Regions from separate parts of the Homo sapiens genome. Here region 1 is linked to region 2. Evidence: read pairs that join two places in POLR2A ChIA-PET (ENCODE). Cell type or tissue: MCF 10A. All regions are shown on one strand. Links, peaks and the distances in the headings refer to the core of each region. The heading gives the core; the rest is flanking DNA.

Region 1 (8,229 bases), core at 3,230-8,229, 1.9 Mb before region 2:
CTCCTAAATTTGGTTCAACAAGTTCTTTAGTCTGGTTCTTCTCCTTACTATCATTATTATTGTCATTGAGACAGCATCTTGCTATGTTGCCCAGACTGGTCTTGAACTCCTGGCCTCAAGCAGTCCTTCCACCTTGGCCTTCCAAAGTGTTAGGATGACAGGTGTGAGCCACCATACATGGCCTGATTCATCTTTTTTTTTTTTCCCCTGAGACAAGATCTGAATCTGTCACCCAGGCTGGAGTGCTGTGGCATGATTTCAGCTGATTGCAACCTCCACCTCCTGGGCTCAAGCCATCCTCCCACCTCAGTCTCCTGAGTAGCTGGGACTATAGGTGTACACCACCACGCCTGGCTAATTTTTGTAATTTTTTTTTTTTTGGTAAAAGTGAAGTTTTGCCATGTTGCCTATGCTGGTCTCAAACTCCTGGGCTCAAGTGATCCTCCAGCCTTGGCCACCCAAAGTGTTAGGATTACAGGCATGACTACCACAGCTGGCCTGATTAATCTTTTATAGTTGAGATTATTTATGTGTTTGCCTGATTTTTTTCCCCCTTTTTAATCTCTTTTGTATCATTGATAAAAACAGTCTAATTCTCCTCCTCATAGGCTGTCTTTTTCCTTCTGTATTTTGCTTTGATTTTGTCCTTGTTATTGTGGCTATTCTCATTTGGGTGCATTTAAACCTATTTTTCCTTCATATATCAAATCTTAAAAGAGTTAAAACACAATTTTATGTTCTTTTTATTTGCTGACTTCGAATTCTGTCATGTGGCCAACATATTTTGTTTTTCATAAAGCCACATGACCCGTTTGTTCTGGTTTTTGCTAGGTCTAGGTTAGAAATGTAAACTTTTTTGGTTTATAACCCTAATATTTTAAAACAAAAAGAACTTGTCCCTTTATAAACACTTTTTCATATGTTATATATTTACCCTACTATATACATCTGTTATGTATATCATAAACATACATATATTTATTCAGCCAGATTTATTGTGTAGTTACTATATGCCAGGTACTACTCAGGGCACTTAGGATACTCATATAACTGACATCATCATCATAAATAATAAACAGTAGACATTATCAGTAAGTAAAGTATGTAATATGCCAGAAGGGGATAAATGCCTTAATGAAGAAAAGAAAAAGAAGAGCCAATTAAAGGGGGTGGAGGGTGCAGGTGGTGGTGTATTTTAAACTAGGGAGGGTAGGATAGACCTTTCATTGAGAAAGAGACATTTTGATCAAAGACTTTTGAAGGAGGTGAGGGAGTTGGCCATGTGGTTATCTGGGGGAAGAATGTTTAGGCAGAGGGAATGACTAGTGCAAAGAAGCTAGGGAATATATATATGCCTGATGTGTTTGAGGAACATCATGAAGGCCAGTATGGCTGGAGTGGGATAATAAGCAGTGGGGAGACAAGGGTAGGAAGTGAAGGCAGAGAGAAAATGGGGGTGGGAAGGAATGCAGAGCTTGTGGACTTTTTATTTTTTGACAGTCTCATGGCAAAAAGTGAAATGGCGGCCAGGCATAGTGGCTCATGCCTGTAATCCCAGCACTTTGGGAGGCTGAGGCAGGCAGGTCATCTTGAGGTCAGAAGTTTCAGACCAGCCTGGCCAACATGACAAAACCCCGTCTCTAGTAAAAATACAAAAATAAAATTAGCTGGGCATGGTGGGGTGCGCTTGTAGTCCCCACCTACTTGGGAGGCTGAGGCATGGGAATTGCTTGAACCCAGGAGGTGGAGGTTGCAGTAAGCCAAGATCGCACCACTGCACTCCAGCCTGGGTGACGAAGTGAGACTCTGTCTCAAAAAAAAAAAAAAAGGCTAGGCGCAGTGGCTCACGCCTGTAATCCCCAGCACTTTGGGAGGTCTAGGCGGGCAGATCACCTGAGGTCGGGAGTTAAAGACCAGTCTGGCCAACATGAGAAACCCCGTCTCTACGGTAGGAGAATCACTTGAACCTGGGAAGTGGAGATTGAGGTGAGCCGAGATTGCACCATTGCCACTCCAGCCTGAGCAACAAGAGCGAAACTCACACACACACACACACACATGCAAAAGTGAAATGGTTCCTTGGGTTTTTTTTTTTTGAGATGGAGTCTTGCTCTGTTGCCCAGGCTGGAGTGCAGTGGCGCGATCTCGGCTCACTGCAAGCTCTGCCTCCCAGGTTCCACGCCATTCTCCTGCCTCAGCCTCCCGAGTAGCTGGGACTACAGGCGCCCGCCACCACACCCGTCTAATTTTTTTGTATTTTTAGTAGAGACGGGGTTTCACTGTGTTAGCCAGGATGGTCTCAATCTCCTGACCTTGTGATCCACCCGCTTTGGCTTCCCAAAGTGCTGGGATTACAGGCGTGAGGCACTGCACCCGGCCAACCCTGTCTTTAAAAAAAAAAAATTTTTTTAAGTTAGCCGGGCATGGTGAATATACTTGTAGTCCCAGCTATTTTGGAGGCTGAGGTGAAAGGATCCCTTGATCCCAGGAGTTAGAGGCTGCAGTGAGCCATGACCATATCATTGTACTCCAGCCTGGACGACAGACCCCCAACTCTAAAAAGGAAAACAACAACAAAAAATTACATTTCATTAACATGAGAAACTTCTTTTTACTTGAATGGAGACATAATTCCTTTTGGAATTCAATGGTATGTTCAAGGAGTTTGTTATTATAACCAGAAAGTCAACCTAACTATTGTAACTAATATTTTTGCAGTAAAAATTTCTTTCCATTTGTTGCAATTCACCAGTGAGAAAAAAATCAGAATCTCAGCAAGTTCTTTTCATACATAGCGTTCTTTGCATTTTACGCAATAATTATCTTAAAATATGTAACTAAAGTATTACAAAGCAAACAAAGGACAGAGTCTCTATTGTAGCTGAGAGGTGCATAAACTCATAGCAGAGCAATGGAACCCCATAACCTCTTGGGGAGCAGATACTTTGCAGTTGGCTACCTGAATAAGATTGGGGCTCTATTAGCAATGAAGTAGCAGAGAAAGACGTTATGCAGGCAACCAACATCATCATCATCTACGGCCTTCTCAGACAGTAGTTTTCACAGTAGCCTCTGTGGACACCAGACTTCAGGAGTAACCTCTGGTTGATAAAAAAAAAAGTCAGGGTTGGGCATGGTGGCTCATGCCTGTAATCCCAGCACTGTGGGAGGCTGAGGTGGGTGGATCATGAGGTCAAGAGATTGAGACCATCTTGGCCAACATGGTGAAACCCCGTCTCCACTAAAAATACAAAAATTAGCTGGGTGTGGTGGCATACACCTGTAATCCCAGTTACTCAGGAGGCTGAGGCTGAGGCACGAGAATCGCTTGAACCCTGGAGGCAGAGGTTGCAGTGAGCCGAGATCGCGCCACTGCACTCCAGCCTAGCGACAGTGAGACTCCATCTCAACAACAACAACAACAACAAAAAAAAAAGGAGTCAGAGCCGTTGCTATTTCCAGGGATGGGCACTAGGCGAGGCAAGCCCAAGCCCTTTACCTGCATCTGCAAATCCTGCAGGGTTAGGAGTGTGAGGAGACTTGGAGAAGTTAAGTGACTTATGAGGCTCCATCCACACCTTGTAAAGCAAGGCTTCACAGAGCTTGAGAGGGTTCTGGGGTACTTCCACTATTTCAGATTTCAGGGTTATTAAGAAAGTACCATCAAAACAGAGTTACAGATATGTGGTATATTTACTCTTAGGAGACTATTTCAAACACAAAAACAATGCCATGACTTCATGTTGACATCATATGGAAACAAATACCAAATGTCTAGATAGACTGAAGAGTGGACTCTGCCCTCAGTCCTGTGGAAGCTGCAGAAGTTGCCACAGATCTCTCAGAGTCAGGGGAAGGGCTATTTCAATTTTTTTTTTTTTCTTTTTTGAGGAGTCCCGCTCTGTCGCCCAGGCTGGAGTGCAGTGGCGCAATCTCGGCTCACTGAAACCTCTGCCTTCTGGGTTCAAGTGATTCTTGTGCCTCAGCTTCCCAAGTAGCTGAGATTACAGGCATGTGCCACCATGCCCAGCTACCTTTTTTTTTGTATTTTTAGAAGAGACGGGGTTTCGCCATGTTGGCCAGGCTGGTCTTGAACTCCTGACCTCAGGTGATCCGTCCGCCTCGGCCTCCCAAAGTGCTGGGATTATAGGCGTGAACCACTGCACCCGGCCTATTTCCTTGACTCTCCTCCTGCACCATTCTTCTGGGTCACCTGGCACTGTGACCCCTATCTTTTCCCAGCCACCCAATGACTCAGGCTAGAAAATTTAGCACTCTCCTTGTGTCCATAGTCAGAAGCATTCCCAGGGAGAAGCACAGCCAGAGATAGGCCTCCTTCAGCCTGACCGGGGCCAGGGCAGAAGCCAATCTACAGTACTGAACAGGATCCACAGCTGCAATGACCACCTCCAGAGACCCTGACCTGCCCTCCACAATCCAGCAACTCTATTTTTAAGTATTTACTACGTGGTGGAAACTGCCTTGGACTTTTGCTGTGGAAATAAGAGACAATGGTTTGGTGGTGATGACAGTGAGTTAATAGATGACAGCACAGTGGTATATTGATATGGTAGAGCTGGCATAGGGTACCTTAGGAGTCATAGATGTGTGCACTATACTCAGGTTTGGAGAGAATGGAGTCTAGGAATACTACCTGGGGCAGAGTTGCCTTGACCTGAAGGCAGTATTGCCTTGTCCCAGGTAGTATTCCTAGACTTCATTCAGGATAACTAGGCAAAAAAAAAAAAAAAAAAGAAGTGTATGTGCATTAAAATAGTGCAATCTGGGGACTGGGAGTACAGAATAATTGATTTTGGTGATAGCAGTGAAATAAAACATAGCTAGCTGCCTGGGCAGCTTTGGGTTAAGATTTTGCAGTTTTGCAGTAGTTTTTTCTTTCTTTTTGTCTTTTTTGAGACAGGGTCTTGCTCTGTCACCCAGGCTGGAGTGCAGTAGTGCCATCACAGCTCAGCAGTGGTATTTTGTACCCCATTTTGTCCATAATTACAAGATCCAGGAAAAACAACAACAACAAAAAACCCGATGGTTTGTCTCTTACATATGGGACCATATTCCTGCTCTACTAATACTTTTTCTTTTTTGGTCTTAATCTTTCTGATGTATTCTTGCTGACTACATTCCTAATTTAAAAATACACTCAGTGTTAAGAAATTTGCCAACTACTTTAAATATTTTGAGAGAAAATTGACATTATAAAGAGGGAGTTTGAGTACAAGGAGCTTTTCCTTGTCCCACTGGTTGGTATAGAGTCAGACAGAAAGGGAATGGTCATAAATTGACAACCATAGATTTAAAGTAGAAGAAATCTGAAGCCTGAATTCCTTTGGGAAAAGCAAAACCTTAATGATCCTATAGCAGGGGTCCCTGGGTACTGGTCCATGACCTGTTAGGAACTGGGCCTCACAGCAGGAGGTGAGTGGTAGGCGAGCAAGCAAGCAAAGCTTCATCTGTATTTACAGCTGCTCCCCTTGCTTGCATTACCGCCGGAGCTCTGCCTCCTGTCAGACCAGCGGTGGCATTAGATTCTCATAGGAGCATGAACCCTATTGTGAACTGCACATGTGAGGGATCTAGGTTGAGTGCTCCTTATGAGAAACTAATGCCTGATGATCTGTCACTGTCTTCCATCACCCCAAGATGGGACCGTCTAGTTGCAGGAAAACAATCTTAGAGCTCCCAAGGATTCTACATTATGGTGAGTTGTATAATTATTTTATTGTATATTACAATGTAGTAATAGAAATACAATGTACAATAAATGTACAGCCTCAATCATGCTGAAACCATCGCCCCCACACCCGTTCTGTGGAAAAGTTGTCTTCCATGAAACTGGTTCCTGCTGCCAAAAAATTTGGGGACCACTGTCCTACAGCTCAGCAATGAATGGCCTGCCTGGTCCTTGGCACCTTCAGTGGAGAATTTGGGAATCTCATGTGACCTAATTCCTCAGACAGAAACCCTTCCTCTGAGTGAAGGAGAGACCCTTACCAGTACTGGATATCCTAAGGAGTCTGAACAGAACAAATTCCCATTGCCTTCTGTTTTTTTCTGATCTCATCTTTGGGTGTGAAGTAAACCGGGATAGGTGCTTTCCTGATGGTTGTAATGTGCTGTAGCTCTAAAATAAAATCCTTTAGATAACTCAGAAGGGAGGTGGGAACTAGGAAAGGCAGAGAATGTGGGCTTCTGTGCACAAGATAGATGGAAGAGGCCAAGGTTGCATCATTCAGCAAAAATTTAACCAACTGCCTTTCATGTGCCACGTAGTATTGTACGTGCTAGGGATACACATAGTAGGGAACAAAACAAGAGTCCCTGCTCTCACTCATGGAGCTCCAGGGAAATTGTGACTCACCCAGTGTTTTGATTCCTTCTTCCTCTCTTCTTTTCTGTAGGACAGAATAATAAGCTGAATAGAATCTGACCATTGGCTTTCACCTGGCCAGGACCTTCTATGTAGCTCTCCTTTTGTGGCCCATGTGCTGCATCCTCTGCCCTCAGTGTGCAACTGGCCCCCAACGCAATGTGTGTTTGTCAAACCATGGAAGTGGGGCAGTATGGCAAGAATGCAAGTCGGGCTGGAGACCGGGGAGTCCTCCTGGAGCCCTTCATCCACCAAGTAGGCGGACACAGCAGCATGATGCGTTACGACGATCACACTGTGTGCAAGCCCCTCATCTCCCGGGAACAGCGCTTTTACGAGTCCCTCCCTCCCGAAATGAAGGAGTTCACCCCTGAATACAAAGGTCAGTCACTGGCCAGTTTAATGAAAGCAGCAGCCTTGGGCTTATAGACCCCTTGCCACAGTTTTTTCTTGGTTTGTTTGCCATGATATATCATTGTAGGTCTTTTTTCTCAAAGCACGAAGTCACTTTGTTAGATAAAATTAGAGGCTGAAAGCATCAGCAAGGTCTTTAGATCTTGAAAATTGAATTTATTAATAGGTAAAGCTGAGAAAAAGTCATAGCATTAAGTTCCATTGGTGGAAAAGAGCATGCTGTTGTCAGTGAATTTTCCCATTTGCTGTGACACTAGTCTGGGAGAGAAGAGGGAACATTTCTCTCGTCCCGGAGGCGGAATGGATACTTCCAGGTTAAAGCGGTTAGATAGCTGGCAGTGGTGCTGTGTGTATCCTGTGTCTATATGTGCTGGGGCAAAGAATTGTTGGTAAGAAATGCAGGGACTTTCTGGGGCCTGGAAGTCCTGATATTTGAAGGAAAAATAATTTATTTTAAAATATAAGTCAACTTTATAGAAAAGAACCTCATGAATATTAATTATACCAGAATTAACTAACTTTATTTTAAAATCTGATCTTTGTCAGTGTTTATAAATTTTTATGATTGCTCATTGTGTCTAAGTTTTTTTTTTACATTCTGCTTTATAACTTTAAGTTGTATGATTTCAGTCAGGTTAACACTGTCCTTTACTTAGGAGAGTTTCAATTTAGAAAAACCAGTGCTATAGAATTGACTTTTTGTTTCCTTAACTTTTTAAAAAAAATTTTGGTAAAATGTACATAACATAACATTCACCATTTTAAAGTGTATAATTTAGTGGCATTAACACATTCACAATGTTGTATAGCCACTGTCCATTTCCTGAATTTTTCATCATCTGAAACAAACTCGGTACCTATTAAATAATAACTCCCCATTCTTCCATCATCTGATCCCCTGGTAACCTCTTGTTTACTTTCTGTCTCTACAGATTTGCCTATTGTAGATATTTCATAAAAGTGAAATCATTACAATTTTTGACCTTTTGTGTCTGGCTTGGTTCATTTAGCTTAATGTTTACAAGGTTCGTTCATGTCATAGTGTGTATTAAAACTCCATTCTTGGCCGGGCACAGTGGCTCACATCTGTAATCCTAGCACTTTTTTTTTTTTTTTGAGAGTTTCTCTCTGTTGCCAGGCTAGAGTGCAGTGGCGCGATCTTGGTTTACTGCAACCTCCAACTCCCGGGTTCAAGCGAAGCGATTCTCCTGCCTCAGCCTCCCAAGTAGCTGGGATTACAGACATGTGCCACCACGCCCAGCTATTTTTTGTATTTTTAGTAGAGACAGGGTTTCACCATGTTGGCCAGGATGGCCTTGATCTCCTGACCTTGTGATCCGCCTGCCTCGGCCTCCCAAAGTGCTAGGATTACAAGCGTGAGCCACCGTGCCTGGCCCACTTCATTCTTTTTTATGGCTGAATAATATTTA
Region 2 (8,747 bases), core at 1,536-6,535:
CAGCTGGCAGGCTGCAGCTGCAGCCTGCCGCTCAGCATCGATCTTCTTGCTGCCATAGCCTTCTACCTCCACGCTCTTGGGCCATTTTATGTGCAGTGTGACTTTCTGGGGAAGAGAAGAGAGAAATCAGAAGTCTTGCCACTCCAGACTAGAGTTGTTGCAAATTACATGGAAAATAAACAGTGGTGGACCTCACAGCAGCAGACCTCACAGCAGCAATGTGCTAGGTTCAGAGTTGAGAACAGAGGACAGAACCCCAATCCCATCATTAACTCCTTATAAGGCTCTAACTGTCTCACCGTGAAACAATCTGTTCTACCCCAAGTTGTTTTGCTCCTTCAAGGTGCCATGTTCTAGCCAGAGGCCAAGCCGGGATCCATCTTCATCTTTTTTTTTGAGACAGAGTCTTGCACTGTTGCCCAGGCTGCACTGTTGCCTCACGCCATTCTCCTGCCTCAGCCTCCCAAGTAGCTGGGGCTACAGGTGCCCACCACCACGCCCAGCTAATTTTTTGTACTTTTAGTAGAGACGGGATTTCACTATGTTAGCCAGGATGGTCTCGATCTCCTGACCTTGTGATCCGCCCACCTCGGCCTCCCAAAGTGCTGGGATTACAGGCATGAGCCACCGCGCCCAGCCTCATCTTTTTTTTTTTTTTTTTTTTTGTGGGGGACAGGATCTCACGCTGTTGCCCAGGCTGGAGTGCAGTGGCACGATCACAGCTTACTGCAGCCTCAACCTCCTGGGCTCAAGCAATCCCCTCATCTCAGCTTCCCTAGTAGCTGGGACTACAGGCCTGCACCACAATGCCTGAGTAACTTTTTCATTTTTTGTAGAAATGGGGTCTCACTATGTTGCCCAGGCTGGTCCCAAACCCCTGGGCTCAAGGGATCCTCCCTACTCCGCCTCCTAAAGTGCTGGGATTACAGGCACGAACCACCACAACCAGGCCCCATCTTTATCTTTAAAAATCATCCAGACTGAGAGCAGTGGTGTCTCCCACAATTTTGGGAGGCTGAGGAGGGAGGATCCCTTGAACCAAGGGGTTTGAGACTACCCTGAGCAACATAGCAAGAACCGGTCTCTACAAAAAATAAAAAAAATTAGACGAGTGTGGTGGCACCTGTCTGTAGTCCCAGCTACTTTGGAGGCTGAGGCGGGAGGATCACTTGATCCCAGGAGTTTGAGGTTACTGTGAGTTATGATTGTGCCACTGCACTCCAGCCTGGGTGACAGAGAGACTCTGACTCTGTCTCTACAAAAATAAATAAAATAAATGTTAAAAAATCATCCAGAATGGTTTGCTGGCATGCTTCTATGGTTCCAGAATCTATAAGACTGTAAGGGCAAGAATTATCATTAACTCTAACCCTCTGCAGTCCTTAGTCGATGGGGGCAAAAACCAAGGATCCGTATAGGCGCCTGTCTTAGATAAGATGGCACCTCATTTGCCCTGTGTTCCTCTTCCCTAAACCAGGCACGTGTATTCTGGCTCTTCTTCAAACCTAGCTTTGCTCTGAGTCTCTGCTGACCATTTTAATTCAGGAAACCCATTCTATGGCCTCCTTGACAAAGAAACCTAAGACAGAAAGGACAAACAGCCTCCTTTCTGAGTCATACCAATGTTTTTCCTTGCCACCAGCAGAGTTACCTTTTTCTTCGGTCCATTTGTGTGCACGTAGACTAGTTTGTCTTTTGCATGTGAGATGCCGAGGGCTCTTCCAATCACACTGTTGAGAAGATTTTTGGGCTGTGGGAACTCTTTTAATAGGTCCCTAGAAGCTAAGAAAATAAGAACAAAAGCATTACAGTTGTTCTTTTTCTTTTAAAAACTCCATGGGGTGTGTATCAGGGCAACCCTGGGCTGGATTCTGAGGATGTTGGCTCATGACCCCAAACCACCCAGGAGCATCTTGGAAAAGAAAAGAGGAATGACTTCAGGGTTTACAGGGAAGAGTGGGGCCAGACCCACTTGAATAACCATCTCCTGAAGAAGGGCCAATGACCCACACACCACAGAAGGGATCCTACCAGCATCCTCTTCTCCGCCCAATCTCCTCATTTCATACATCACCTACAAAAGCCTGGTTGGTCAATAAACCCCCCAGTCTGATGTCTGAAAGAAGACACTAAACAAACAAGCAAGCAAAAAATACAAAAACAAAAATCCACCACACACACAAACTGGAGATCAAGACAATGCAAGGCTCTTCCTAAAATAAGACACACACACGAGAGACCTGGCCCCATGTATCTCAAGTGATGAGATCCAGATGCTGAATACCAGGCCCCAGCTCTCAACCGTATCTAAGCACACTGCAAAAGACTCCCACAGAACCAAACTATGTGTGGGGACTGATTAAAGACCTCTACATCTGGCTGGGCGTGGTGGCTCACGCCTGTAATCCCAGCACTTTGGGAGGCCAAGGCGGGTGGATCACAAGGTCAGGAGTTTGACAACCTGGCCAACATAGTGAAACCTTGTGAAACCTCGTCTCTACTAAAAATACAAAAAATTAGCCAGGCCTGGTGGCAGGCGCCTGTAGTCCCAGCTACTTGGGAGGCTGAAGCAGGAGAATCGCTTGAACCCGGGAGGCGGAGGTTGTAGTGAGGCAAGATCGCGCCACTGCAATCCAGCCTGGGCAACAAGAGTGAAACTCCATCTCAAAAAAAAAAAAAAAAAAGAAAGAAAACCTCTACATCTGAGCAGGCATGAATTACTCCTCCCCCAAGTTCTCTGGAATCAAGGGGAAAATTGATGCATCAGATACCATGAGAGGTACCTCGCTTCTTTTTCTTGTTTTTTGGATTAATCTCAGAGCAGAAAGGGAAGAGATATCTACCTAGGGTAAGCTTGTACCAGACACAAGGCTTAACCAGGTCATGAAGAGGTCTGCTAGGAACATGGGGGGCCATATCATTCTCCACTCTAGCCTCTGGCAGCTCCAAAAGGAGCTGTATATATGCACATGTGCACCTGCGTGTACACTGATCACCTGGGGAGCTTTTTCACCGCATGGACATCCAGCTCCCCACAGGGGACCTGAGAATGGGAGCGATGTTGGAGGCGACTCTATATTTTCAAAAAGTGCTTCCAAGCGTTCTGATGTAACTCTGCTGCCTGGTTTGAGACTGTTTCCTTGGGACAGACTCCTGTGTCAAGTGGCCAGGATGGAGGACACCTGATCCTGTCTCCCTCTAAGCGGTAACTTGTAAAGCAACTAAGAGTCAAGCAGTTAAGCAGTTAAGAAACCATATCTAAGTGGACTTGGCCGGGGCGGGGGGGGTTTCGTCACAGAGGGACCCAACTTCGAGTAGCCCATTACACCCACTGGTTTAACAATAGAGCTGCACTGAGACCACCACCCCGCCCCCACCTTCAGCTCTATAAGGTTGGTGGAGGCTGGCGCTCTCTACCCATCCTTGATGCTTTCAACAGTTTTATCCTCTGCACTATTTGGGAGGCACAAAGCTGGAATCCACCAGAACAGTCATTCTGTCTCTATTTGAGATCCTGATGTCCCAGGAGTTACTTTGGGCTATTTCTCACACTGGTGAGGGCATGCTTGTCCCTAGAAGCTCTAGCCCTTGGCCACTCATCCTGGCAGGAGTTGGACTTTTACTCGTTTTCCCCACTCCCTCGAGGTCTCGCACCTCTCACCTATTCTTGCCGGGAGCAGGTACTCTAAGGGTCCATTCGGGCCTGTGCCACGCTAAGCTTTACAAACAGCAAGGCCGCTGCCCGCCGACGGATGGCGAACTTGGCCACTATGGAAGAGAGGACCCCCGGCCGCCAGGCCCGATTTCGGCCCGCGCCCCTAGCTCTGCCATCCCAGGAGTCAAGGGCGCTGCGGACCGCCCGCCCCCGCCGATGCCCTCACCGTTCACCAAGCTTCCGTCGCCTTCCCCAGGCCCGCCGGGGGCCATCCCTGACTCGGCCTCGGCGGCTTCCTTGGTGTGGTCGGGGTGGGCGCAGCTTGAAGAGAAGCCGCGCGAGCGACCCTGTCGCCCAGCAGCGCGGGGACCCAGCGGCTGCAGGCGCGGAGAGATGCCGGCGGCCAGCGCCATGAGTCTCCTAGCGGCCGCCATCGTGCTCCCGCCGACCCCGAGGCCTGTGCGCGGCAGGGACCGGGCGAAGAGAACGGGAGCGGCCGGCCCGAGCGCCGCGCGCCCCCTGCGGGCCGGGCGGACCCGAAGCCCAAGCCTAGGCGAGGGCATCAGCAGCCCGTCCTCGCTCACCACAGCCCTGGGCCTTCAGTAGGCGGGCTCGGCGCTGCCCAGGGCTAGGACCCTGCAGAGCTCACTCTCCAGCAAATCTAAACCAGCAGTCGTGTGGATGGAAGGCAGGAAGATGGAATGAGGCTGTTGGGGGGAAAATAATGCTAGGCCTTAGCTCAATGTCATCTAAGGAAGCGAAGTTAGTTCCCTCTAGGTCCTACCAATTGTTCCTAACTACCTCTCACGTGCCTCTGGCAAATTGGCAGCCCCATCTTATTTAACGGCTTACAAAGTAAACCTGGTGAAGATCTGGAGCCAGGGCCAGGCGCCGTGGCTCATGCCTGCAATCCCAACACTTTGGGAGGTTGAGGCGGATGGATCCCCTGAGCCCAGGATTTTGAGACCAGTCTGGGCAGCATAGTGAAACCCCAACTCTATTAAAAGTTTAAAAAACGAAAAAGAAAATCTGGAGCCAGGCCAAGGAAGACCTCTTCAGGAAACAGATTTAATCCCCAGGGCTGGAGGGGAAGGTGAAAACACCCAGCTTTGGAAACTGCCAAGAATTGAGCTGGTCCAGCGTAAAGTCCAGCAGTGAAAGTGCTGTTCCTCGCCAGGCGCAGTGGCTCACGCCTGTAATCCCAGCACTTTCGGAAGCCGAGGCAGGCAGATCACCTGAGGTCAGGAGTTCGAGACCAGCCTGGCCAACATGGTGAAACCCCATCTCTACTAAAAATACAAAAATTAGCCGGGCATAGTGTCGCGCGCCTGTAATCCCAGCTACTCGGGAGGCTGAGGCAGGAGAATCGCTTGAACCCAGGAGGCGGAGGTTGCAGTAAGCCAAGATCATGCCACTGCACTTCAGCCTGGGTGACAGAGCAAGGCTCCATCTCAAAAAAAAAAAAAAAAAAAAAAAAGGAAAAGAAAATGGTATCTGAAAGCTGAAGGAGACAACAGTCTAGACAGAAAGGCCCCACCTGGACAGCAGGACCCAAGCCCTTTGTGGCACTTGAGGAAGCCCTCAGGATAGCACTCTTTTCTGACAGCCATTTGGCATAAGGCTGAAATGCCATGATTTCTTAGTTGCCTCTAAAGAAGCCAAAATGAAGAGCTATACACAAAGCAACACTGGCCATGAGTTGTTAATTGTTGAAGCTGGGTGACAGGTACTTGCAGGTTCATTATACTATTTTTTCTAGTTTACAACACATGTGTTGAACAGATGTTTAGATTTTTATGTTAAAAAAAAATCAGCCAGGCGCAGTGGCTCATGCCTGTAATCCCAGCACTCTGGGAGGCTGAGGCAGGCGGATCATGAGGTCAGGGTATCAAGACCATCCTGGTCAACATGGTGAAACCCCATCTCTACTAAAAATACAAAAATTAGCTGGGCATGGTGGCACGCGCCTGTAGTCCCAGCTACTTGGGAGGCTGAGGCAGGAGAATTGCTTGAACCCGGGAGGCGGAGGTTGCAGTGAGCCGAGATTGCGCCACTGCACTCCAGCCTGGCAACAGAGTGAGACTCCGTCTCAAAAAGACAAAAAAAAAAAAAAAAACAACAACCAGGGATGCCAACCAACTAGTTTGTTCCCAGGGGGGTCTTTGTCTCGGTTTGGTTGTGTCCCCACCCAAATCTCATCTTGAATTGTAGCCCCCATAATTCCCATGTGTCATGGGAGGGACGTGGTTGGGAGGTCATTGAATCATGGGGGTGGTTTCTCCCATATTGTTCTCATAGTAGTGAGTAAGTCTCAAGAGATCTGATAGATTAATAAGGGGAAACCCCTTTCTTTTCTTTCTTTTCTTTTTTTTTTTTTTTTTGAGATGGAGTCTCGCTCTGTTGCCCAGGCTGGAGTGCAGTGGTGCAATCTCGGCTCACTGCAAGCTCCACCTCCCAGGTTCACACCATTATCCTGGCTCAGCCCCCCAAGTAGCTGGGACTACAGGTGCCCGCCACCACACCCGGCTAATTTTTTGTATTTTTAGTAGAGACAGGGTTTCACTGTGTTAGCCAGGATGGTCTCGATCTCCTGACCTCATGATTCGCCTTCCTTGGCCTCTCAAAGTGCTGGGATTACGGGCGTGGGCCACTGCGCCTGGCCTTTCTTATTTTTTATGTTTATTTTTTTGAGACAGAGTCTTGTTCTGTCACCCAGGCTGGAATGCACTGGCACGATCTCGGCTCACTGCAACCTCTGCCTCCTGGGTTCAAGCGATTCTCCTGTCTCAGTCTCCCAAGCAGCTGGTACTACAGGTACGTGCCACCATGCCCAGCTAATTTTTGTATTTTTAGTAGAGACAGGGTTTCACCATATTGGCCAGGCTGGTCTTGAACTCCTGACCTCATGATCCACCCACCTCGGCCTCCCAAAGTGCTGGGATTACAGGCATGAGTTAACACACCCGGCTGGGAAAACCCCTTTCACTTGGTTCTGTCTTTCTCTCTTGTCTGCCACCATGTAAGATGTGCCTTTTGCCTTTCACCATGGTTGTGAGGCCTCTCCAGCCACATAGAACTGTGAATCCATTAAACCTTTTTTTCTTTATAAATTACCCAGTCTTGGGTATGTCTTTATCAGCAGCATGAAAATGGACTAATGCAGTCCCCTTTTCCTATTCATTTATTTCAACTGGGTTCTAACAGCAAGAGTCACCCTGAGCAAGTATTTCACCTCCACAAACCTCAATGACTCTTGTAAGATAAGGGCAACTCTTTACAGCAGCTCTTGGAACTCTTCTGCTTCTGTGTTCTTCTCCTCACTGGTCTAGAGCAGGAGTTGGAAAACTACAGCCTGCAGACCAAATCCAGACCCCTGCCTGTTGTTAGAAAGTTTTATTGGAACAGAGCCACACTCATTTACTATGTTATTTGCTATTATCTATGACTGCTTTCATTCTATAATGGCAGAGTCAAATAACTGCAACAGAAAGCATATGCCCCACACAGCGTAAAATATTTATTACCTGATGATTACAAAAAAAAGATTACCAACTCCTCCTCTAAAGGACCTTAAAGACCAGGTACGGTGGCTCATGCCTGTCATCCCAGCACTTTGGGAGGCCGAGGAGGGTGGATCACCTGAGGTCAGGAGTTCAAGGCCAGCCTGGCCAGTGTGGTGAAACTCCATCTCTACTAAAAATACAGAAATTAGCTCTGGGCATGGTGGCAGGTGCCTGTAATCCCAGCTACTCAAGAGGCCGAGGCAGGAGAATGGCTCAAACCCAGGAGGGAGGTTGCAGTGAGCCGACATTGCGCCATTGCACTCCAGCCTGGACAACAGAGTGAGACTCCATCTCAATCAATCAATCAATCAGTAAAGGACCTTAAAGAAAGTTAGAAAAAAGGGCTGGGCACGGTGGCTCATGCCTGTAATCCCAACACTTTGGGAGGCCGAAGCGGGCAGATTGCCTGAGGTCAGGAGTTTGAGACCAGCCTGACCAACATGGAGAAACCCCATCTCTACTAAAAAAATACAAAAAATTAGCCAGGCATAGTGGCACATGCCTGTATTCCCCGGTACTCGGGGGGCTGGGGCAAGAGAATCACTTGAACCCAGGAGGCGGAGGTTGCGGTGAGCCAAGATCGCACCATTGCACTCCCACCTGGGCAACAAGAGCGAAACTCCATCAAAAAAAGAAAAAAGAAAGTTAGGAAAAAGGCCAGGCATGGTGGCTCATGCCTGTAATCCCAGCACTTTGGGAGGCTGAGGCAGGCAAATCACTTGAGCCCAGGAGTTGGAGACCAGCCTGGGCAAAATGGTGAAACCCCGTCTCTACTGAAAATACAAAAAAATCAGCTGGGCATGCTGGTGCATGCCTGTAGTTCCGGTTACCAGGGAGGCTGAGGCACAAGAATCACATGAATCCAGGAGGCAGAGGTTGCAGTGAGCCGACATCATGCCACCACATTCCAGCCTGGGTGACAGAGTGAGACTCCATCTCATAAATAAATAAATAAATAAATAAAAATAGAAAGAAGAAATAAAACAAAGGCAAAAAAAAAAAAAGAGAGAGCCTTACGCATGCACCCCTTTCTTTACACCAACATTAAGCCTTCTCCGTATTCTTGGAGGAGAGAAAGTTGATTCCTTTCCCTGTGAAAAAGGAGGGAAGTTCTGAAAAAAGAAAGCATTTACTGGCTCAGCAATCTCTCTATCCACTTCTGGATCGGGGATGACATCTGGTACTACATGTGCTAAACAACTACATCTAGCAGCACAGAATTAAGGCGTAAAGGATCTGCTGAATACACGGGAGAATGCTTTAGGAACCTATACTTTGGAGGCCCCAGAAAAAGGCAACAAGAGGAAGTCCAAGATAGTTCAGGCTTTGGGGCAGAGCAGAGAACTTCCGCAGGGACAGTGGAAGGGACCACCAACACCTAAAGAAACCAGGAGTCTCAGCCTATATTTTGGCAACTTACCCAACCATATATACATATATTACACGTGGTCAAAATGGCAAGAAAGGATCCACTTGGCTGGCAAGGAGACGGGTAAGAGGAGCTACAGGAGCCAGGTGGGCACCCGACT

Evidence for each region. Peaks named below come from ENCODE experiments on the same cell type or tissue, not always from the same donor. Only the 100,000 strongest peaks of a DNase experiment are listed, where the experiment ranks them.
Region 1: POLR2A ChIA-PET joins it to region 2 with 5 read pairs; 1 of 35 experiments calls an interaction of 5 or more read pairs at or near these places.

Annotation. Positions count from the first base shown.
Region 1 is chr3:49,746,356-49,754,584 of GRCh38, reverse strand. IP6K1 (inositol hexakisphosphate kinase 1) reads left to right here. Exons shown (of 6, transcript NM_153273.4): 2 at 6,417-6,767. The coding sequence starts at 6,545. Among named protein-coding and RNA genes, the nearest start is that of GMPPB, 27 kb to the right of the region's middle. In MCF 10A, for the core only: no CTCF peak of the experiment used is centred there; a DNase peak (open chromatin) is centred at 6,324.
Region 2 is chr3:47,820,382-47,829,128 of GRCh38, reverse strand. DHX30 (DExH-box helicase 30) reads right to left here. Exons shown (of 22, transcript NM_138615.3): 5 at 1,652-1,782; 6 at 1-105. Among named protein-coding and RNA genes, the nearest start is that of DHX30, 22 kb to the right of the region's middle. RefSeq lists silencers at 4,034-4,323, 6,824-7,024. In MCF 10A, for the core only: a CTCF peak has its summit at 4,184 (motif pointing left); a DNase peak (open chromatin) is centred at 4,178.